3 separate regions of the Homo sapiens genome follow, and regions 1 and 3 are each linked to region 2. The links are chromatin contacts, found by Hi-C or POLR2A ChIA-PET in ENCODE. All regions are on one chromosome and are shown on one strand. Each heading gives the region's core, a stretch centred on a gene start or an enhancer-like site at or near the end of the contact. The rest is flanking DNA. Distances are from core to core; before and after follow the strand shown.

Evidence for each region. A loop is a pair of places that touch in the nucleus more often than their neighbours do. ChIA-PET counts read pairs that join two places held with the same protein, here RNA polymerase II (POLR2A). Pooled maps may share reads with other maps.
Region 1: a loop to region 2 is called in a map with no recorded cell type, with 25 times the contacts of the local background. The contact joins the promoter of ZFP91 here to the promoter of WDR74 in region 2. A Hi-C loop is called at or near these places in 1 of 37 single-sample maps with no recorded cell type and 9 of 50 pooled maps. POLR2A ChIA-PET finds 5 or more read pairs at or near these places in 1 of 52 experiments (activated T-cell).
Region 3: a loop to region 2 is called in a pooled map, with 12 times the contacts of the local background. The contact joins the promoter of KDM2A here to the promoter of WDR74 in region 2. A Hi-C loop is called at or near these places in 2 of 50 pooled maps. POLR2A ChIA-PET finds 5 or more read pairs at or near these places in 2 of 52 experiments (HEK293 and T-cell).

The regions. Positions count from the first base shown.
Region 1 is chr11:58,576,697-58,580,709 of GRCh38, reverse strand. It overlaps ZFP91 (ZFP91 zinc finger protein, atypical E3 ubiquitin ligase), which reads right to left and starts at 1,647. Exons shown (of 11, transcript NM_053023.5): 1 at 1,088-1,647. The coding sequence starts at 1,428. ZFP91-CNTF (ZFP91-CNTF readthrough (NMD candidate)) reads right to left here and starts at 1,596. Exons shown (of 13, transcript NR_024091.1): 1 at 1,088-1,596. It also overlaps a transcript of LPXN not described here. RefSeq lists enhancers at 578-1,269, 2,014-2,243, 1,963-2,655, 2,274-2,793, 2,814-2,893 and 1 more and a silencer at 1,174-1,593.
Region 2 is chr11:62,837,017-62,840,852 of GRCh38, reverse strand. WDR74 (WD repeat domain 74) reads left to right here and starts at 1,263. Exons shown (of 11, transcript NM_001369450.1): 1 at 1,263-1,346; 2 at 1,425-1,531; 3 at 1,618-1,739. The coding sequence starts at 1,283. RefSeq lists enhancers at 70-239, 870-1,009, 1,080-1,419, 1,480-1,599, 1,710-1,839.
Region 3 is chr11:67,117,618-67,121,252 of GRCh38, reverse strand. KDM2A (lysine demethylase 2A) reads right to left here and starts at 1,990. Exons shown (of 21, transcript NM_012308.3): 1 at 1,204-1,990; 2 at 1-19. It overlaps LOC107984341 (a long non-coding RNA gene), which reads left to right and starts at 2,905. Exons shown (of 2, transcript NR_160735.1): 1 at 2,905-3,635. RefSeq lists silencers at 849-938, 1,464-1,603, 1,784-1,853, 1,994-2,433, 2,614-2,893 and 2 more and an enhancer at 2,504-2,553.

The sequences.
Region 1 (4,013 bases), core at 398-2,897, 4.3 Mb after region 2:
TTCTAAGGCAAGCATGCCAAGACACAGGCTTAACTCTTAATTTTGGACCAAGTCTGTTTCAAGTTTTAAATCTATTAGGTCTGGTGTAAGTCAAACCTTGCCACTATCTCTACTGGAAGAAAGGGAACACTTAAAACTGACTCCCCCTCACTTCAATTTTCTCTGTTTTTACTAATCTGTTTTCACTCAAAAATCAAAGGTCACTAATGATGTTTTCAGTCATGAATTGAATAGTCAATGTGATTAATTTCTAGAATTTACAAACTTGTGTGCTTCAGTATTCTTAACATGAGTATTATTTTAACGAACAATTTAAGACAATGCTCCTGGCCACCTGTTCATGTTTCCTCTATTACGTCTAGGTAATAAAGGAATTCCTCTCAGATGATTCTAATTTCAAGGATGAAGTTCCTACATTTAAAAACACGAAACACAAAGATAAAACATATGCTACTTAGTAAAAACAAACATTAAAGAATGCTCATATAATTTTATATGAAAGACTCCATACTTAAAATCGTAGCAGTGGGCTTTTAACCTGACCATAATAAGTGGCAAATTTCTCAAAAGAATGAGAAGGGTTGCGAAAAATTTAGAAAAGTGAAAAAAAAAAAAAGCTACATAAACACACTAGTACATCTGGCTCTTGAGCTAACGCGAAGGCGGGGGGGAATCATTTTTGAAGGCTATGATCGGGCTGTGTATTCCCTAAAGGGCATGTGATGTAATACTGGAGAGCCGCCTAAAGGAAAGGGATAGGGTGACAAAGGGGGTGCGGATGCCAGAAAGAGGGATGAGCCTGCGGGTGTCAGGGAGGAGGTGGATCACTAGCGAGTGCAGGGGTGTATCAAAAGATGATTTCGGGGAGTGGGGAAACGGCCCGACAAGCGAAGGTACAGGAGCGAGATGAGGGTGGCGCAGAGAGGAGGCACGAAGGCTCCCGGGGAAACGGTGTGACATCTGGCGTGCGGAGCCGGCAGGGGGCAGACCAGGCAGGATGTCACGTGGAGTAGGCGCTACGGGAGCCGAGAGGGTTGCGTACGGACAGAGGGGGGTCTTTCCCACCGCCTGAAAGACTGTTACTCACAGGAGTCGCGGACTCTTCTTGCCCTGAACTGGAGACGGGGACTTCGCGGCCTGGGGCTGCTGCCCGGGGACGTCGGGAGGCCTGGCGCTGGGGCTGCTCCTCCGCCGGCGGGGATACTCGGCCTTCCTCCGGCGGGACACAGCTGCGGCGGCGGCGGCCGCAGCGGCCCGGCCTCGGTCCCGACCTCCCCTCAGCACGCGGCTGCTAGTGGTCCCTGCAGGCGCCGCCGCGACCGCCTCAGGGGGCCGTTGTTGGGGCTCCTCCGGAGCCGCCTTGGCCGCCTCTCCCCCTTCCTGGTCCTGCTGCTCCGGGGGTCTCGGCTCTTCCGTCTCCCCCGGCATCGGGGCTTGTCCGTCCCCCACCCCCTAGTCCTAGGCGGCGGAGGCGGAGGCGGCGGCCTCGGCGCTGCTCCCCCCGCCCCCTCGCCTCCCGAAGCCTGCGGCTCACTCTCACCCTGCGCTCCTCTTTCCCCCCTCCCCTCCGCCCGGCTCCGAGGGCGCCCCCCCCACCCCCTGCCACTCAAGGTCCGCTACCGCTGGCGGCGCGCGCGCGCGCGCCACAGACGCTCAGCGGGCCAATCGGAAAAGAGGACAAGCCTCCTCACCCCGCCCCTCGCAGTCTTACACGCAGCGGCGCCCCAGGTTCCCTCCCCCACCCCTTCCTTCAGCCAATCAGGAAACGGCTAAAAGGGGAGCGCGCGAGGTTTCCTTCCCCGCGCACCCGTTCTCACCGTTAAACGGCTGTGTCTCGCGACAATCCCAAAGTGACCTTTTTCCCCCCTCCAGACTTCAACGCGCGCTAGGGGCAGTGCGAGGGGCAGGTCTCGCGAGGGAGGCGGGTGAGAAGAAATCGCACCTCTTTCCCCGCCTCACGCAAACCCTAGACTGGCTGCGCGCGCACCTGCCTCCCTGAGGAGCCACTGATACCACAAGGGCTCTTTCTATTCTTCTTTAGGCCGCAGAAGTAGCCTGGGCGTTCTTCCGCCTCCACCCTACCCCACTTTCCTGTCTTTGGCCTTTCTGTCCCCAGCGCCGCCAGATCTTGCGCGGAGAAGGGGGTAGTATTTTGAGCTGTCGCTTCTCCTTTAAGAAAAAAAGCCCCGTCGGTTGCCGGATGAAAGTCTCTGAAAAAATGGCGGCGGCAAAACGGAGGCGGGGTTGTGGGGGCAACGAGGGCCCGCCTCTTGGCGCATGCGCACCGTTAACTTAACCAAGGGCATTCTGGGAGATGAAGTCTTATTTCGCCTAGGCTTTAGGAAAAATAGATGGGAAACCAGAGGTGGAGAGGATGCCGGGAGGTTCTAACTGAGTCACGACGGGAAAGGTAGTTTACTTTCCGCAGTCTAGAGTTTACCTTTTTTTCGGGAGGCAGTGTTTCCGGGTTAGGTCGCGACGCGTGCCGTACATCCGGGCTCAAGCGTCGAGCCAATTGCTGGTCTGATGGGAGGGTTTTTCCTACTTTTTCTTACTTTTTATCTGGGCGTTGGCGTACCTTTCTCGGGGTGTCTGCGTAACTGCCCAGACTTGCCTTGGTTTGGTCAGATGACACCTCCTCTGGGACTGGCTAGCCAGCGTTCATGTCTACATTATTGATCTCGTCTTCCGGTGTGTGAGTCACTCACCTGTGAGCTCCTAGAGGTCAGCGACTAAATCTGGTTCCATGGGGTCCTTGGGCCCTCGGAGCCCTAGCACAAGGCCCACTACTCAGTTGGCTCTTAATCAAATCTGTGAAACGAATTATAAAGTTGCTTTTCTACTAGACCTTGTTGGGACACCAAGGAGCCGGCGTCGGTTGCTTAACTTGGATGCGGTGCCTGACCTAGAGGGAGGCGAAAGGGTTGTGAGCGTGACATGACTGGTGACCTACACCGAGAAGCTGAAGGGTCTCTTAAGCTCTGCGGCCGGAAGCCATCTGCTTCTGCGGTTTATACAATAGCAACTTTATCAGAGGTTACTTTTCTGCACGCTAGCGTATGACATTAATTTGTCTTCCTGATTCATCAAAGGGAATTTCCGTTGCAGTTGGTGATGCAGTGGGCCTCTCCCATTTCTTTTTTCTTTTCATCCATTACAATCAAGGAACGATTTGCAAGAACATCCTTTACCCCTGGAAAATAAGGCATCCAGGGCTAAAAGTCCCAAAAGAAAGAAGCTGGAAACAAGATCTGGGGATCCAATTTTAAATTTCACATTAATCATTCAGTTAAACTGTAGACAAGTGCTGAAGTACATTTTTCCTTCCAGTACTTTGACTCAGATACCACTTCATATTAGACAAATGTTTTATATTCTCTACTGAGTATTTTCCATTTTCATAGGGCTAATGTCATTTTCAGTTGTAATAATCGATTGGCATAGTGTCAATGGAAATTTTTTAAGATTGAGTTTGTAGTGAGCAGACTTTTGGAAGGAACAGTGCTGACATCCAATGGATGCTCAAAGTAATACAGAGGAGGAATCTCCTTTCAAAAAAAAATGTACAGACAGTGGAATGGAGAATGAATTATTCCCTAAAAAAAAAAAGCCACTGTGGGCTGGATGTGGTAGCTCACCCCCGGAATCCCAGCGCTTTTGGATGCCAAAGTGGGAGGATCCCTTGAGCCCAGAACTTCCAGACCAGCCTGGGCAACATAGGGAGACCACCCTCTACATAAAAAATAAAAATAAAGCTTTTAAGCTAACCTGGTGGCGTGATGGGATGCACCTCTGGTCCCAGCTACTCCAGAAGCTGAGAAGGGCAAATCGCTTGAGTTCAGGAGTTCGAGTTGGAGGTTACACTGAACTATGATAGTACCTTTGCACGCCAGCCTGGGTGACAGAGAGCTTGTCTTAAAAAAAGTAAAGAAGGCTACGGTGTTGTAGAGGAAAGATCCCAGACTTTGCAATTATAGTAAGTAGCAAAGCTACCAATTAATTATCTTAGCAAG
Region 2 (3,836 bases), core at 14-2,513:
GTGAAATCCTAGCACTTCGGGAGGTTGGGGCGGGCGGATTGGGTAATTCCAGCCTGACTAACATGGTGTGAAAAATCCCGTCTTCACTAAAAAACCAAAAGAAAAGTGAATCAGGCCTGGTGGCGGGCGCTCTAGCCTGAGAGACAGAGCAAGATTCCATCTCAAAAAATAAATAAATCTTCGCGTTAGATAAAGGGTTTACTTGTAAACTGGTAATTTGTTGCTTTTCTGTGTTAATCTCTAGGTAAAGTAGCGACTTCCCTCTCCTATTTACGCATGCGCTATTACTGTATTTCTACTGAGCGATGACTTTCTCTGCGTTTCTCATGTAGCATAGCACAGAGTACTTTTAGTTGTTTTTGTTTTTTTTTTTTGAGACGGAGTCTCTGACGCCCAGGCTGGAGTGCAGTGGCGCAATCTCGGCTCACTGCAAGCTCCTCCTCCCGGGTTCACGCCATTCTCCTGCCTCAGCCTCCGGAGTAGCTGGGACTACAGGCGCCCGCCACCACGCCCGGCTAGTTTTGTTTTTGTATGTTTAGTAGAGACGGGGATTCACCGTGTTAGCCAAGATGGTCTCGATCTCCTGACCTCATGATCCGCCCGCCTCGGCCTCCCAAAGTGCTGGGATTACAGGCGTGAGCCACCGCGCCTCGCTGTCCGCCTCTTGAAGAGTAAACGAGGCCGGGCGCGGTGGTTTAGTAATACCAGCTGTAATCCCAGCTACTTGGGAGGCTGAGGCAGAAGAATCGCTTGAACCCGGGAGGCGGAGGTTGAGGTGAGAGGAGATCGCGCCATTGCACTCCAGCCTGGGCAACAAGGGCGAAGTTCTCTCAAAAGAAAAAAAAAATCGTCGGTTTCCTTTTCCCATCTTTCTTTCGTGACTTATATTCCAGAACGAAGCCCCACACATCATTAATGATTTGAATCGTTTCTAAAGTGTTTCTTAAATCGTTTCTTAAATCGTTTGTTGTTTCTTGTCTAACAGTCCAGAACACATATTACATAATGGAGCCGGGAGACAGACTAGGGCTGGCTTGATCCGGCCACGCAGTCCAGGAAAGGTGCTTTTCACCCCCAAGTGCAAAATGATCAATGTATTCTTCCGATCTACATAAACAAGCACCTCCTGGTTTCATTTTCGTAAAGCAAAACAAGCATGGAAGCTTTACTGTTTCGGCTCTTCAAACTTCCAGCAACTACACTGCGCTGCATCGGACTCGACGCCCGCTGGTGACGCACACGCTGCGCCGGAAGTGTGAACTGTCTGCCTCCAGGCTTTGTCATGGCGGCTGCTGCTGCACGCTGGAACCATGTGTGGGTCGGCACCGAGACTGGGATCTTGAAAGGTGGGTGGCAGGCTCGGGCGTCGGGAAGTGCAGGGGTGCACTCGCGCCCCTGGCGTGACTGACGCCTTCGTCTCTCAGGGGTAAATCTTCAGCGAAAACAGGCGGCGAACTTCACGGCCGGAGGACAGCCGCGGCGCGAGGAGGCAGTGAGCGCCCTGTGTTGGGGCACCGGCGGCGAGACCCAGGTGAGTGGCCCCTGGTCGGGCCGGAGCTGGGGGCCTGGGGCGCAGCAGCCTCGCTCTCCTCGCCATCTTGCCCTTCTTTGCCGCAGATGCTGGTGGGCTGCGCGGACAGGACGGTGAAGCACTTCAGCACCGAGGATGGCATATTCCAGGGTCAGAGACACTGCCCGGGCGGGGAGGGCATGTTCCGTGGCCTCGCCCAGGCCGACGGGTAAGACCAATCCCCTCGCTAAACTCAGGGCCGAAGGGAGAGCGTTGATGCTCCCTGAGGATACTGGAATGATGGCGACAGGCAAACTCTTAGTGACACGGCTTTGAATGGGTGACAGGGACCTGGGTTTCTGCCTTATGTAGTTCATACCTGTAACACACATTTATTGAACACCTACTGAATTCCAGGCACTGGGAGAAGTACAGGGGCTGCCGGTAAAATTTCTGCCTTCAAAAAGTTCTCATCCTCTAAGGTTTTTCACCTGACTCCATTATAATCCTCTAAGTAACCATGGGCAAGTCATTTAATAGTTTTGTGTGTGTGTGTGTTTGTTTTTTGTTTTTTTTTTTTTTGGAGACGGAGTTTTCGCTCTTGTTGCCCAGGCTGGAGTGCAGTGGCGCGATCTCGGCTCACTGCAACCTCCGCCTCCCGGGTTCAAGCGATACTCCTGCCTCAGCCTCCCAAGTACCTGGGATTACAGGCGTCTGCCACCACGCGCGGCTATTTTTGTATCTTTAGTAGAGACGGGGTTTCACCGTATTGGCTAGGCTGGTCTCGAACTCCTGACCTCAGGTGATCCACCTGCCTCGGACTCCCAAAGTGCTGGGATTACAGGCGTGAGCCACTGTGCCTGCTTGTCATTTAATAGTTTTAAGCAAGGCTGGGTGTGGTGGCTCATGCCTGTCATCCCAGCACTTTGGAAGGCCGAGATAGGTGGATCACTTGAGGTCAGGAGTTCAAGACCAGCCTGGCCAGCACGGTAAAACCCCTTCTCTACTAAAAAAATACAAAAATTATCCGGGTGTGGTGGCTCATGCCTGTAATCCCAGCTACTTGGGAGGCCGAGGCTGGAGAATCGCTTGAATCCGTCCCGCAGAGGTTGCAGTGAGCAGAGATCGCACCAGTGCACTCCAGTCTGTGAAACAGAGCAAGACTCCATCTCAAAAAAAACAACAAAAAAAGTTTTAAGCATGCATTCATTAATTCATTATTAATTCATTTATATTTTTTGAGACAGAGCCTCACTGTGTCACCTAGGCTTGAGTGCAGTGGTGCATTCATGGCTCACTACAGCCTCAACCTCCCGGGGTCAAACGATCCTCCCGCCTCAACCTCCTGAGTACCTGGGACCACAGGCAGGTGTCACCCTGCCCAGCTAAATTTTTAAGTTTTTTATAGAGATGGGGTCTCACTGTGTGCCCAGGCCAGTCTCAAACTCCTGGGCTCAACTTGAGCTCAACCACCAACAAGGTGATGTAGCTCTGAAAGCAAAGATTAGGAAGGTGCTAAGTGGTTGGATGACTGGCCTTGCTTTCTTCCAAAGATGATGAAAGAGGGCTGTGAAGCAGGCTGCATAGGTTTGGTGGTGGTAATTCTGACAGGTGAGGTCTGGAAAGCCTGTGGGGGGGACTGGATGTCTGAACTGGTTCTTGAGGGATGGGTAGAATTTTGACTGGTGGAGAAGGGGATAAGGGTATTCTAGAAAGAGGGTACTGCCTGGGAGAGGCCAAGGACTGGAGGCATGCTACAGGGTACATAAATAGGATAAATAGCATTTGATTTGGAAGTTGATAACAAGGAAGCGTTTTTTTTTTTTTGTTTTTTGTTTTTTTTTTATATACGGAGTCTCACTCTGTTGCCCAGGCTGGAGTGCAGTGGCACAGTCTCGGCTCACTGCAACTTCTGCCTCCCAGGCTCAAGCGATTCTCTTGCCTCAGCCTCCTGAGTAGCTGGGATTACAGGCATCCGCCACCACGCCCAGCTAAGTTTTTTTTGTATTTTTATTAGAGACAGGGTTTCACTATGTTGGCCAGGCTAGTCTGGAACTCCTGACCTCAGGCAATCCGCCCACCTCAGCCTCCCAAAATGCTGGGATTACAGGCGTGAACCACTGCACCCGGCCAAGGAAGCATTTTAATACAAGATGAACACTATATTAGGTTGGGATTAAATGTAAAGGGCTTTAAGTGCTAGGTTGAGAGATGTGCACTTTTATTGGTGTTGGTGAGTTATTCATTTATTGTTTTTGTTTTTCTGAGAGACGGAGTCTTGCTCTGTCACTGAGGCTGAAGTGCAGTGGCATGATCTCGGCTCACT
Region 3 (3,635 bases), core at 741-3,240, 4.3 Mb before region 2:
TAGGAACCAGATTGCAACACTAAAGAATAATGATATAAGCAGAAATGAGAACTCATTCTCAAACTTGTGCTTTCTGTTCACGGAAAGGAGTATTTAAGGTAAGTGTTAAAGGCTCTCTGAAAAATCAGGTTCCTCTTCATGAGTTTGGGACCTTTCTGCTCTTGGGCAAGTGGTTCCATGTCATGTTCAACATTAATCACATTACAACTGTCGGAGGCCTAGACGAAACGAGATGTTGGTTTCAGTTCCTTGTGGAAGGGCCACACCACCAGTTTCTCCCCACAGGATTACAACTAGCAAGGATCTCCTTCATGGCAGCATCAGCAAGAAAAAAAAAAAGCCCAGGACTTTTATCTCCAGAGAGCTGACCAGGTGAAGCACCACTGAACTAATCCAGATCCTAACCAAATTAGTTCTCTCTCACCGGTAATCAGAAACTAAAGGAAAGAAGGGCAAACTGACTATGTAAAAAGAGGACAAAAAATTAGGATTTAAATGACCCCAAAACAATTTCCCATACCCCTCCTGTAAGGCCGTGCACAATCGTCGCCTTCCTTTCTAGACTCCCCGGATCTTATCATTCCCAAATCTACCCTCCACCCCAACACAAGATGTGCACAACTCTGAAACAAATTTCAGAGGTGCAAATCAAGGACCAAAATTCCATCTGATCTTTTTGGATAAAGTAATAAAATAAACGATTGCATCTAAGGATACAAGGAAAATACATCTTGTCCAAAAATTAAATAAAAGACCGGCCGGCGCGACGGTCAATCCGTAATACCAAGAAAGGGTTTTCTTTTTTCTAAATATTCTCGTGGATAATGGCTTCCATTGAGAACACAGGTTCCCCCCGTTTTTGTCACTACATTACAGCCACGTTAACAGCATCCTTTCAAAACTGCTACGAGACCAGAGGACCCGATGACACAGTTTGCAGAGCAGTTAGAGGCAGAGCCCTCCCGGAGGAAGCCCTGGCCCGAAGTCGGGAGGGAAACCGTGCTTGCACCCCCTGGGCGACGACCGCCTGGGCATGGAGCAGCCAGGGCCGGAGAGGAAAAAGGGCGAATCTCGCTGGGCTCCCCCAGGAAAAGGCGTTTCAATGGTTCACCCATCGGAAAAAGAGATAGAAACTTTGCATTCAGTCTTTGGATAACACAGTCAACCAAACTTCCAAATGAGGGGGGGGAGGGGGAAACTCACCGGAGATTCTGCTCTTGAGTTCTTGTCCAAGTGAGAAGTAAAAGATTCCAAAGCTGAGAGGAATAATTAAATCCCAAACGTCGTCTTCGGTTTTTCCGTGGATCAACCCAGTATCCAGAGAGGGTCAGAGCGACCAGGAAAAGGGAGCAAACAGTTGCTGAATCAAACCTTCTCTTCTGGCTTTGGAGACCGGGAGTCGGAGGCGTCAGGAGAGAGGAGCGCGACCCCTCGGCGCCGAGCCCGGGGCGCCCCCGCCTCCCCCAGGCCAGCGGTCAGCAGCCCGGGCCCGAGCCCCGGGCCGGCCCCGGCCGCAGGGAGCGCCCTCCTCGCCGTGCCCTCGGCCAGCAGGGGCTGGTCGCCTGCGGGAGCAGCGGCCGATCAGCTGAGACCGGCCGGCCCGAGGCTCCCCGCGCCGCCCCGGCCCCCCGGAACGCGGGCCCCGGCCCCGGGGGGCGGACAGGGCGGGAGCGGCGCGGCGCGCCGGGATGGGGGCCCTGGCTCCCCTCGCGTCTCCCCCTCAGGTCTGGCTCCGCGCTGCGGGACGAGCCCCCCGGCTACTCCCCAGTCGCAGAAGAGGGATTCCGGGGGATGGGCCCCCTGGCGTTGCCCCTCCTCCCGGAGCGTCCCCTGCCCAGGAAAGACAGAGCGGCCACGGGCCCAGCCGCTGGGAAGGTGCTCCGAGAGCCGCCGCCGCCGCCGCCGCTGCCGGGGAGGGGTGTTGTTTCCCTCACACAGGAGGAGCCGCTGAAGCAGCCGCCGCCATTTTGAACCCGTCAGACTCTCACATACACACAGCTCCTCCGAGGCGCACTGCGCAGGCGCCACCTCCCCACCCCTCCTCCAGCTCGCCTCTCCACCCCCCCACCCCCTTCAGGCCTCCCTGCGCTTCTTACCGCTCTCCCGGGCGCGCGTGAACGCGCACGCGTCACTCCCCTCTAACGCGGACACACCGCCGGCGCGCGCACGCGCGGATGCGTCGGCCTCGAATCGCCCGCGCCCCGCGACGCCGACGCGGCTCCCTGCGCCCCCTCGCGTCAGGCCGCCCGCCCTCCCTCCCTCCCGCCAGCCCGCCGCCCCCGCTCCCCGTCGGCGTTCTTCCAGGGCTCGGGCCTGGCTGGCTGCTCGCGCCTGCGCGCAGGGCACCGATCCTCCTCCGCGCGCCCTCCCCCCACACACCCTCACACACACTTCGCCTCTGCGACCCCGCCCCTCGCGGCCAGCTGTGCTGGCCGCCCTCCCCCACCCCCCTGGGAGGGTGGTGACCCCCGACCCCCCACAAAGCACATCACCCCCCCCAAGCAGTGGGAGATCTGCGTCCCCTTCCCCTTCAACCGCCTTTGGCCCCAGGCTGCCCGTCACAGTCACACAACCTGAGGGCCGGGAGGCCTGGGCCAGGGCAACCGATACCCGCCTCAAAGCAGGGTCTCCCGGGGTCAAGCCGCCGGGCTGGGCCCGCGGGACCTGGGCTCCCGGCTCAGGCCTGCCCAGGGCGAGAGGGCGCAGGGAAGGGGCGCATGGCCGCCGGCTGCCCTCCCTTCGCGTGCCGGCCGGTGGGCCGAGGCCGGCTTGCCCGCCATTCCCGGGCAGGCCCCGGCGCCGCCGCCACGGGGCCCGTCTGCCCTGGGCCCGGGGGCTCCTCGGTGCAGCGGCCTGGCCCCGCCTCACCCACTGCTCGTCGCTCCGAAGGGGCAGGAAACAGGAGTAGCATGTCTGTCCTGGGCTCGGCTCCCCGGGGGTGCTGCAGGCGCTTAACAAGGGCGTCCACAGGTACCAGGCGCAGAAGCGGTCTCCGCGACGGCCCGGGGGCGGTGGCGGCCGGCGCGCCCACCGCCGGCCGGAGGCGCCCGGCGAGGTGGCCCAGGAAGCCCCCGCTCCTCGGCCACGCTCAGCTTTCCGCCGCGCCGGTGCCCCCGGCGGCCCGGGTGGGACGTGACCCCGCCCCCGGCGAGTCGGGGCGCCCCCCACGGAGGGGTGCGCGGGCCGCCCCCGGCCCCCGGCCCGACCCTGCCGCCCTGGGCCGTGGCGGGCGCGGGAGGCCCGGCCGGGAAGATGTCTCCTGTTGGTGCGCGCAGCTTCGCGCGGGGGTCAGCGACGGGGCAGCAGCCGCCCGAGCTGCGCCGGCCCTGCCCACGGACCGACTCCCGCGGCCCGACAGCTGCCCGACGGGCCAGCAGGCTCCGAACGTCGACGGAGCCCGGCCGGAGGTACCCGAGCAGTGCCATGCGAGCAGCCCAGCCGCGATCCGGGCATTTCCCCAGCCAATCTCTTGCTCTGGGGCCCGTTTAAATTCTAAATCCCACAAAGGACGGTGGCTGGGGCGTTACACATCGGGGTTGGCACTATTGGCTCCACTACGCCCTTGCTGAGCGGTGTCACACAAATCTTTTTCTCCCTGCCTTGGTTTCCCACTCTTTAAGCTCTGACTCCTGGAA